Linked DNA regions of Homo sapiens: regions 1 and 2 are each linked to region 3. A link is a contact called in ENCODE Hi-C or POLR2A ChIA-PET data. All regions are on one chromosome and are shown on one strand. Each heading gives the region's core, a stretch centred on a gene start or an enhancer-like site at or near the end of the contact. The rest is flanking DNA. Distances are from core to core; before and after follow the strand shown. Region 1 overlaps MACC1 (MET transcriptional regulator MACC1). Region 2 has its middle 21 kb from the start of GIRGL. Region 3 has its middle 17 kb from the start of ABCB5.

Region 1 (2,700 bases), core at 111-2,610, 410 kb after region 3:
ATGCTCTATTTTTAAAACTGCCTTTTGATTGCAATTGATTTAGGCATAAAACTAGGAGAAGTGTGAGTTGTGAAAGGCTATCATATCCTCTTTTAGTATTGAGATGGCTTTTAATGGAAACTACATGGTAGGCAATTTTAAATTCTCATTACCAAGACGTAGTTGAAAGACAGCCTTTCCTTATTGTTGCAAGAAGACAGCAAAATGATGTTTTGCATGAATGTAAAATTCCTGAGATGGATTTGCTTAATAGCTTTTCACTGGATCTCTAATGGATGGGCCAAGAGGTTGAGGCTGAGCCAGCAGCTGAGTGAATCAGGTGTAAGCTTTTAAGGGTACCATGAAAGGAGCGAAGCCTCCTTAAGTGAGGCTCTTCACACATCTGCCATGGGGGCAGATTAAAATGCCTCTTCGTGTGTTTCTTTCTAATGAAAACTAGAAAGAACAAACACATCAGGGGAGTACTCCTTTGTGGTCATGTTTTCTATGTTTGGAGTGGAGTAGACAAGCTGGGCTCCCTGCCTTCTGACATCACTGATCTCTGTGTCAGAACCTGGCTTTCCTTTTAATTCTTTTCTTTTTATTGCTTAAAATTTTATTATCCAAGATTCTATAATCTAAAATTAGGATATAAAAAAAGCGGCAAAAACCCCTCAGAGCAGCATGGCTTCCCAAATTCTCTGCTTTTCAAATGGACTCCATCGTATTTGACAACTGAGTCAGATAACGGTGACAAGATAGGATGTGGGTAGTTCTGTGGTGGAAACCCCCTCATTTTACAGATGGAGACATGGAGGCTCCCAGCAAGTGAGGAGTCACCGCAGATCAGAGAACCGCTGGCCACAAACCTTACCTAAATTCCAGATCTTGCTGTTTCTGCTCTACCTTTCTAGCATATCCACAAAATTATTAAAATAGCAAATGTTTTCTTTAAACATGGCTTCTTAAAGGTGTGTGTGGGGGCGGGGGAATAAAGATGGCAGAGCCGGGGTTGGAGAACAGTGATGTCAGCTGTTTGCTTTCTGGCTCCTAAGGGTTTTACTTTGCCATTCATGAGACAAAAAAAAAAAAAAGAAGGAATAGAAAGAGGCCAAACTTCCCCAAGAGTCTGAGTTTACCTTCCTAATGACATGTTTATTTTTCCACATTTTACAAAGTGGGACATGGCCCTCTACAACCAGGCCTGCCTTCCTGAGCTTTGGGCATGGCAGTCATTCCCTTAGTTTAGCTACAGCTTTGACAGGGTGTCTCTTATAAGATCGTAGAAGCTGAATTCTGAAAAAGCTTGCATCACTTACCATTGTCTATAACAGGATGCAACTTAGATGAGAAATGAGAATTGAAAAACAAACACTAAGAGCAAAGTTGTGTCTCATGACCATCACCTCAACATAATTGTTTTCACTTCTTCAAAATTCCTTCCAAGTTTTATCTGTAATATATACATTTTTATACTGTAATCACAGTTTATATAAACTTTCAAGATTAGCTTTTGCACTTAGTCACATTATAAACAATTTCTCATGTTGTTAGAAACTTTGTAACCATTTTTTATAAAGGTGACATCATGCCCTAAGTTGATAGCTTATAATTTATTTAATTATTCATCCATTACCAAACATTTAGGTTATTTTCAGTTTATTTTTCTATTATATATGATTCTCTGATAAAGAGTTTTATAAACATAGCTGTCCCCTTCCTCTTATTTTCTTGAAGAAAATACTGATTACTGAGAAGGGCCAGAAGAGTTTTATGATATTATTGTATACCTTCTGGGGACAGATTCTATTTTGCGGGGCCTAAAGTTTATACCACTTGGCAACAGGGGCATCTTAAGAAAAATAATATGAAATTATAAACATAAATCGCTAGGGAACTTTCCACCTTGAAGGGACTCATCACAGTGAGGAGCCATAAGATCACTTGGTGTCAGATTCACATTGTCAAAGACATTCCCTCAAATCCTGTAGTACTTTTCAATTTCATCAGTACGGGATGAGTACTTCATCCCTGAATCTTCATGAGTACCGTGTTTTCTGATTTAATTATGTTCAGCAAGTGTAGCACAACTTAATCTGGTTACATTTAATGTGAATAATTTGCTTCAGTGTGCATTTCTTTGTTTAAAAGGCCATGTTTCAGTATCTATTGCTATATAGCAAACTACTCCAAAACTTAGTGGCTCAAAACAATGGTTGTATTATATTTCACAATTTGGTGGCTGAGAGATCTAGTTAGGGATTCTCTGGGTGATTCTTCTACTTGGCCTAATATAGACTGTAGTTCTTAGGCTCCAGATGGAGTGGTTGGAAAGTTCAAGATGGGTACCCATTCATTTCTGGCACTTGGGAGGGGATGACTAGAAGTCAGGGCTTAGCTGGGACTGACAAGCAGAGCTCCTTTGTATGGTCTCTCCAGCGTGACGATCTTAGGGCAATAGTTCTAGATTTTGAAATCTGTGAACAGCGGTTTTCCTATATCTTATTAGTTAAGCAAATCACAATGGCTGGTCTAGATTCAAGGGCAATTTCAATGAGAATAGCAAAGAATTAGAGGCTATCATTAACCACAGGGTGATATTTTTTCCCTAATTGTTTTCTTCTTTTTCCTTAATTGTTTACCTGCTCAATAATACCCTATATTGGAATTTGAAAGAATAATAAAGATATAAGTAGAGCATTAACATGGTTTCATGAAAAT
Region 2 (2,700 bases), core at 98-2,597, 360 kb after region 3:
AAGAAAGAAACAGAAAATAAACTCGTTAGCAAAGAGAGATGAAGAAAATATCTCTGAGGAGGTGGTATCTAATGTGACAAGGAAAGATGAGAAGCAGAAAATAATGAAAAACAGACTGGAAGGATGGTTACCAGAGACTGGGAAGGATAGTGGGAGAGAGAGGGAGGTGGAGATGGTTAATGGTTACAAAAATAATAGAAAGAATGAATAAGGCCTAGTATTTGATAGCACAACAGGGTGACTCTAGTCAATAATAATTTATTTGTACATTTAAAAATAATTTAAAAAGTATAATTGGATATTTGTAACACAAAGTATAAATGCCTGAGGGGATGGATACCCCATTTAACTCTGATATTGTTATACATTGCATGCCTATATCAAAACATCTCATGTACCTCCCAAAATATACACATATCATGTACCCACGAAAATTAAAAATAAAACATTTTAAATAATAAAATAAAATCATAGAAAAAGCTAGTCAAGAAAGCCCAGGCAAAGAAAATGGAAGGATTGCCATTAGAAGTAGAAGGAATAGAAGGAGGTGGGTTTAGTGACTCAATATAGATTAAGAAGAACAAAAAACTCATTTGCAGAGCCAATAATGAATCAAGTTTTCAGAGATCTAATCCTGTGATTTCTGTTATACTTTTCTGTTTCCACAACAGTAGAATGAGAATAAAATGTACTGAAGAGCCATGAGGAGGTAAAGGAAAAAAAAATACTCAAATTTTAGCAGGTTTTTGAGATCTCATGAGACAAATTTTATTTCCAGAGAATTAATAACTCTATAGGATAATATAGTAAGGAAAAAAATTTTAGGATACACAACCTATACTTATAAAAACATGCTATTTTCCAGCAGTAAATTGAGGCACTGGGGATGTTGAATGTGTTTTTAAAAGTATTTTGAAATTTCAATTAAAAAGTTTTATTGAAAATGTTATTCATGACAGTGCTCCACTTAATGTTTCAGAAAAGTCATTGCTGATGTCAATATCTATGGAAAATGTGACATAATTTTTGTTTCAGGTCAAGGACTGCAGAAATAAATTTTTACTAATGATTACTTCCTCATTTTAATGAGGTACTTTTTTAGTATTGTTACTCTAAGGTGGTGACACCTCATTACTTGGCAAATTTACATGGTTTTCAGATTTCTGATTTATAGAAAGAAGACCGTGTGAAGCCCTAATTCACTCAGTTTCATTATGTATACAACTGATTAAAAAATAAGTCATGAGGGAACCACTAACAATGTGACTGAAACTTTGTGGTTATCTGCTAGACTGTTGAACTAATCCAACACACACACACGGAAGTTACGTTCTCTCTAAGACTGTTATGGCAGAGCAACTTCCAGCTGCTTATCCAAGTTCTATGCCGTGTAGCCTGGGCGTGGGCGTAGCTGTCACATGAACGCTTCAGGGGATCTGTCAGCATGGGAAGGACAAGAAGGTAATGGGCTTAGGATTCCTGTTCCATGCCCATGCTTGACGAAAGCTTGTTTAGAATATTCTTCTAGGATTCTTAAAAGAACATTGGAATGTCCCTGCGTTATTCCTCAATGTTGGCTGTGCTTCTCTGCTGGGGAAGGGGCTTATCACATGCGACCAAAGAGGAGCACTGTCTAAGCATCATTAGTTTCATCTCTTTTTTTTTCTTTTTGCGGGGGCACGTCTCCAATCTCATTCTTTCTCTGCTGTCTAATTCTCTATATTCTTGCTTCTCAAGGGGAGGGTCATGAACCAGCAGCATCACCTAGGAGCTTGTTAGACATGTGGAATTTCAAGCCCCCGCCACCAGACTTGCTGAATCCAAATCTGCATTTTAACAAAGAAGCCTTACACGCACATTGAACTTTGAATCTCTCCTCTACATTCACACATGCACAGGTTTCCCCTATCTGGCAAGGCTATCATCATACCTTGCCCCTGTTTCCTTGCTCTAATTATATTTTTCCTTTCTGTTATGGCCTGACTTACATGTGCTGCTTCAGATATTCCCTCCAGAACGCTCTGCAATCTGGCTTCATTTCTACCTGTAGTAGCACATGTAAGAGTCATTGCCCCTCAGCATCCTTTCTCCTTACCTCCCTGGGGATCTACCCCTCCTCCCTTTTCAGACCAGGGGCTGCATACCCTTCCCCCAGGCTACTGCGTATAACCACATTAAGTCAAATACTGCATAACATTCCTTCTGACCATGGTGATTGGTGCCCACAATGAGATTGTTTTGTGACCACTTAGAGCTAATGAGAAGTAATCAGAATTGATTGGGACTTCTGGAGAGTAAGAGTTCTTACTTTTCTTACTGTGGGGTTTCAGGATGACAGGATATAAATGCTAGGGTTTCTCCTGCAATCAGTCCTGCCTTTAGACCCAGGCAGAAGTGGCTTCTGCTCTGGACCCAGGGTTATGGTTTTCCTCTAGCTCTACTTCTTCACACTGGTCAGGGAATCTGAAAGGCCATGAGGGTTTACCACCCAGAACCCATGATATCCCCTTCTTCAGGAACCCAAGACTCTGAAATTCTCTGTCCAATGTACTCCAGTCTTGCTCCCAAAAAATTCCTTGGGCTGTCTCTCAAGGTGTGTCTTGCTACTGGTGGTATTCATACTTCTCCAGCTTGAGTGGTGGCCAGGGAAAGGTTTCTAGGAGGGGAGTGGACAGAGCTTTGTTCTGTGTGCCTTAGTGT
Region 3 (2,700 bases), core at 27-2,526:
ACTTTTGAAACAAGCTCTTCCTTTACCTTAGGTTCAGGTAAAGCTTAGAAGGCCAAGATGATGTTTTCTAAGGAAACATTTTATAAGGGTGATTGTGGATTCCCGTGCTGCCCACAGGGAGGCCACACAAATCAGGACTTCACAATATTTTCTTGCGATAATTTGTTTACATATTTATTCCTAGGCCTGTTTTCTCCCTCCACAAAGCCAGGTTCCTTGAGTTAAAAGGGTTACTTTTTCAACTGCTATATATAACAATAATTATAGTCTGCTCCAGTTCTTCTACACCCTTCATTATTATTCAGATTTTGAGGTCTATGGCAGATTAGAATTCCTGGGTCATTTTCAGAGATTTGAGATATTTTCCTCAACCTCATTATTTTCCAGCATAAACATCTGAAATCAGAAGCAACGAGGTAATTTAAATGAAGATCAGAATGAGTTATTGACAATTTCAGATAAAAAAACAGGTTTTTGGTTTTAAAAAATATCAAATTGGAAAGAGGAGGACAATTATTTCCAGTAAAATGTAAAACCATAGGAATAGCTATTATTTATGGGCTACCTACTCCAGGCCGAAATCTTACTATATAGGATTGTATCGAATCCTCCCCAAAGCTGCCCGGTAGGCTGTATATATGTCGCCTTCAATGTTTGGGATGCGAAGATGGCGCCCCAGAGACGTCAGTCTGTCATAACGATCACGTGACTTTATGGGAAGACCTGGCATCCGATCCCAAGTCCCTCAGAAGCCAAAGCCCACAGACTTCCTCTACGCCACACTGACTTTCTCTCATTTGGCTTTCAAGTGCGTTTCTACTCTGGTTATCATATTTATCATCTCAAGTTTCCTACTCAATTACATACTTTCTTTCCAAAATAAATATTTATCCACATAAACCTCTATCTTCACAGGAAGCAGAAAGTTGAAAATCGCATAATCTCCATGAAAATTTCTGGTGATCTTCCTACGGGAAAGGGAAGTTGCGGTTTGCAAGGAGCACAGGCAGGGACCTCTTACCAGTAGTTTGTGGGTCGTTGGACCACAGGAGGATGGGGGAAGCATTTGGGCAGCCAGAACACATAAATCCATATTTGAAATACCTTCATAAGCAGTGTAGTTGGTGGGAATAACTTGGGTTCATTAATTATTCTGTAATATTCTCTTTCTGAATGCCTTGTCCGATTATTAAAGTCAGAAGAAGCTATGCAACCTGTCAGCCACTAGATGTCATTGTTGCTCATGAAATAGAATGGCTCATTCTACAGTGTTTATGTGTAGATCCTTGAATGACTGCTGTCCTCTTCCCTGAAGTTTACCCTTCAACTAAGAGCTATGAGTAATATAGAACATGTGGCTTCTGATAAGAAAAAACTTGTGTCCTTGATAGAAGCACGATAAACCTATCTAAACAGTTACAGAATATCACAAGAGTGTGCATTCATTTATGACCACTTACAAATATGAAGAACAGAGGTAACAAGAGCTCTCAGATCCAGAGAGAGAAATAAATGTAAACTGCACTGGCTGTGGAAGCTTCTAGAGATGTGGGACTCAGGTGCTGTTCTAATGGATGATTAAGACTAGGGTAGGAAGAAAGCAAGATCATTTCAAGAAGGAGGCATGCCATGAGCATTTGTGTGATGGTGGGAAAAAATACTCAATTTGGGTGAAGTAGAAGATTCATTCTGGGAAGAGTAGAGCTGCTGGTGAGGGTGACAGATGGTATAGGAACAGAAAAAACAGAGGAGTGCTTGAATTTACCTTCCATCCTGAATTTGCCTCTGAAAGTTTCTGAGGAGAGTGATGTGATGCAAATTGCACTTTAGGAAGATGAAGTGTCAGCGGTGTATAGATCCAGGAGAAAGGAAGAGTCGTATTAGGGAGAACACATACACTACAGAAAGTGGACAGCCGCTACAGTGTCCAGGTAACAAACTATAGCAGAAGACCAGTAAGGTGAACACAAAAAAATGACTGGGCTACCCTGACATGGCTATCTCTCGTTGAGGAAGACATGCTCCTGAATGGAAGGAATTAAAATATCTGGAGACTTAAACCTTGTGAATGGCCCTTCATTGTTCTCAGGACAAGGGCCCCCCAGGTCATCTAGGGCCACAGGTCCAAGCATCCTGGTGCTATGCCATTTTCTTCTTTCAGTTCCCTGAACTCATCACGCGCCTCCTGCTTCAGGCTCTCGCCTGAGTTGTTCTCTGTCTCCATCCCCTCTTCCTCCCCCTTTTCTCCCCTTACTTGTCTCTCTGTGTGCATCAGTTTCTTTACAATACACTCTCATAGAACCAGGAGCTTCTGCATCACAGCATTTATCCCTTTTCATTTATATTTCATACTTATGTAATTGCGTAACATCTGTCACTCCTTCTAGAATGTAAATTCTGTGGTAAAAGGGCTTATGTCCTCATATGCTCTCCATCATGTCTATTCTCATCACTGTGGGAGACAGAGAAGAATCAATTGCTTCTCTGTTGGGTCTCTGATGAGCCCACAGAGGGGAGAGGCGGTGACTAAGAAGCTGAGGATTTAGAATTAATGACTGTAGAAGAGATGGTTCTAATCATTTTAGTGTCCCTCCAAGTTGCCAGGGTGTAGCAACTTTACAGTTCATTGACATGACCTGCAGTATGGAGCCGTTTGCATTTTGGGCCTTGTAAGATGTAGCATTTTACAATCTGTTACAA

What was found. Hi-C counts contacts between places; a loop is a spot of excess contacts on that map. ChIA-PET counts read pairs that join two places held with the same protein, here RNA polymerase II (POLR2A). Pooled maps may share reads with other maps.
Region 1: a pooled map shows a loop between it and region 3 (4-fold over the local background). The contact joins two enhancer-like sites. A Hi-C loop is called at or near these places in 1 of 168 maps with a recorded cell type or tissue (CD14-positive monocyte) and 3 of 50 pooled maps. POLR2A ChIA-PET finds 5 or more read pairs at or near these places in 2 of 52 experiments (PC-9 and activated CD4-positive, alpha-beta T cell).
Region 2: a map with no recorded cell type shows a loop between it and region 3 (9-fold over the local background). The contact joins two enhancer-like sites. A Hi-C loop is called at or near these places in 1 of 168 maps with a recorded cell type or tissue (endothelial cell of umbilical vein), 2 of 37 single-sample maps with no recorded cell type and 3 of 50 pooled maps.

What each region holds. Positions count from the first base shown.
Region 1 is chr7:20,192,156-20,194,855 of GRCh38, reverse strand. The region is part of intron 1 of MACC1 (MET transcriptional regulator MACC1); the gene reads left to right. Among named protein-coding and RNA genes, the nearest start is that of MACC1, 24 kb to the left of the region's middle. Within about 2 kb of position 1,360, at least 5 of the 41 ENCODE cell types and tissues checked have a DNase peak (open chromatin) inside an H3K27ac peak, as active enhancers do.
Region 2 is chr7:20,237,503-20,240,202 of GRCh38, reverse strand. No RefSeq gene overlaps it. Among named protein-coding and RNA genes, the nearest start is that of GIRGL, 21 kb to the right of the region's middle. Within about 2 kb of position 1,347, at least 5 of the 41 ENCODE cell types and tissues checked have a DNase peak (open chromatin) inside an H3K27ac peak, as active enhancers do.
Region 3 is chr7:20,597,252-20,599,951 of GRCh38, reverse strand. No RefSeq gene overlaps it. Among named protein-coding and RNA genes, the nearest start is that of ABCB5, 17 kb to the left of the region's middle. Within about 2 kb of position 1,276, at least 2 of the 41 ENCODE cell types and tissues checked have a DNase peak (open chromatin) inside an H3K27ac peak, as active enhancers do.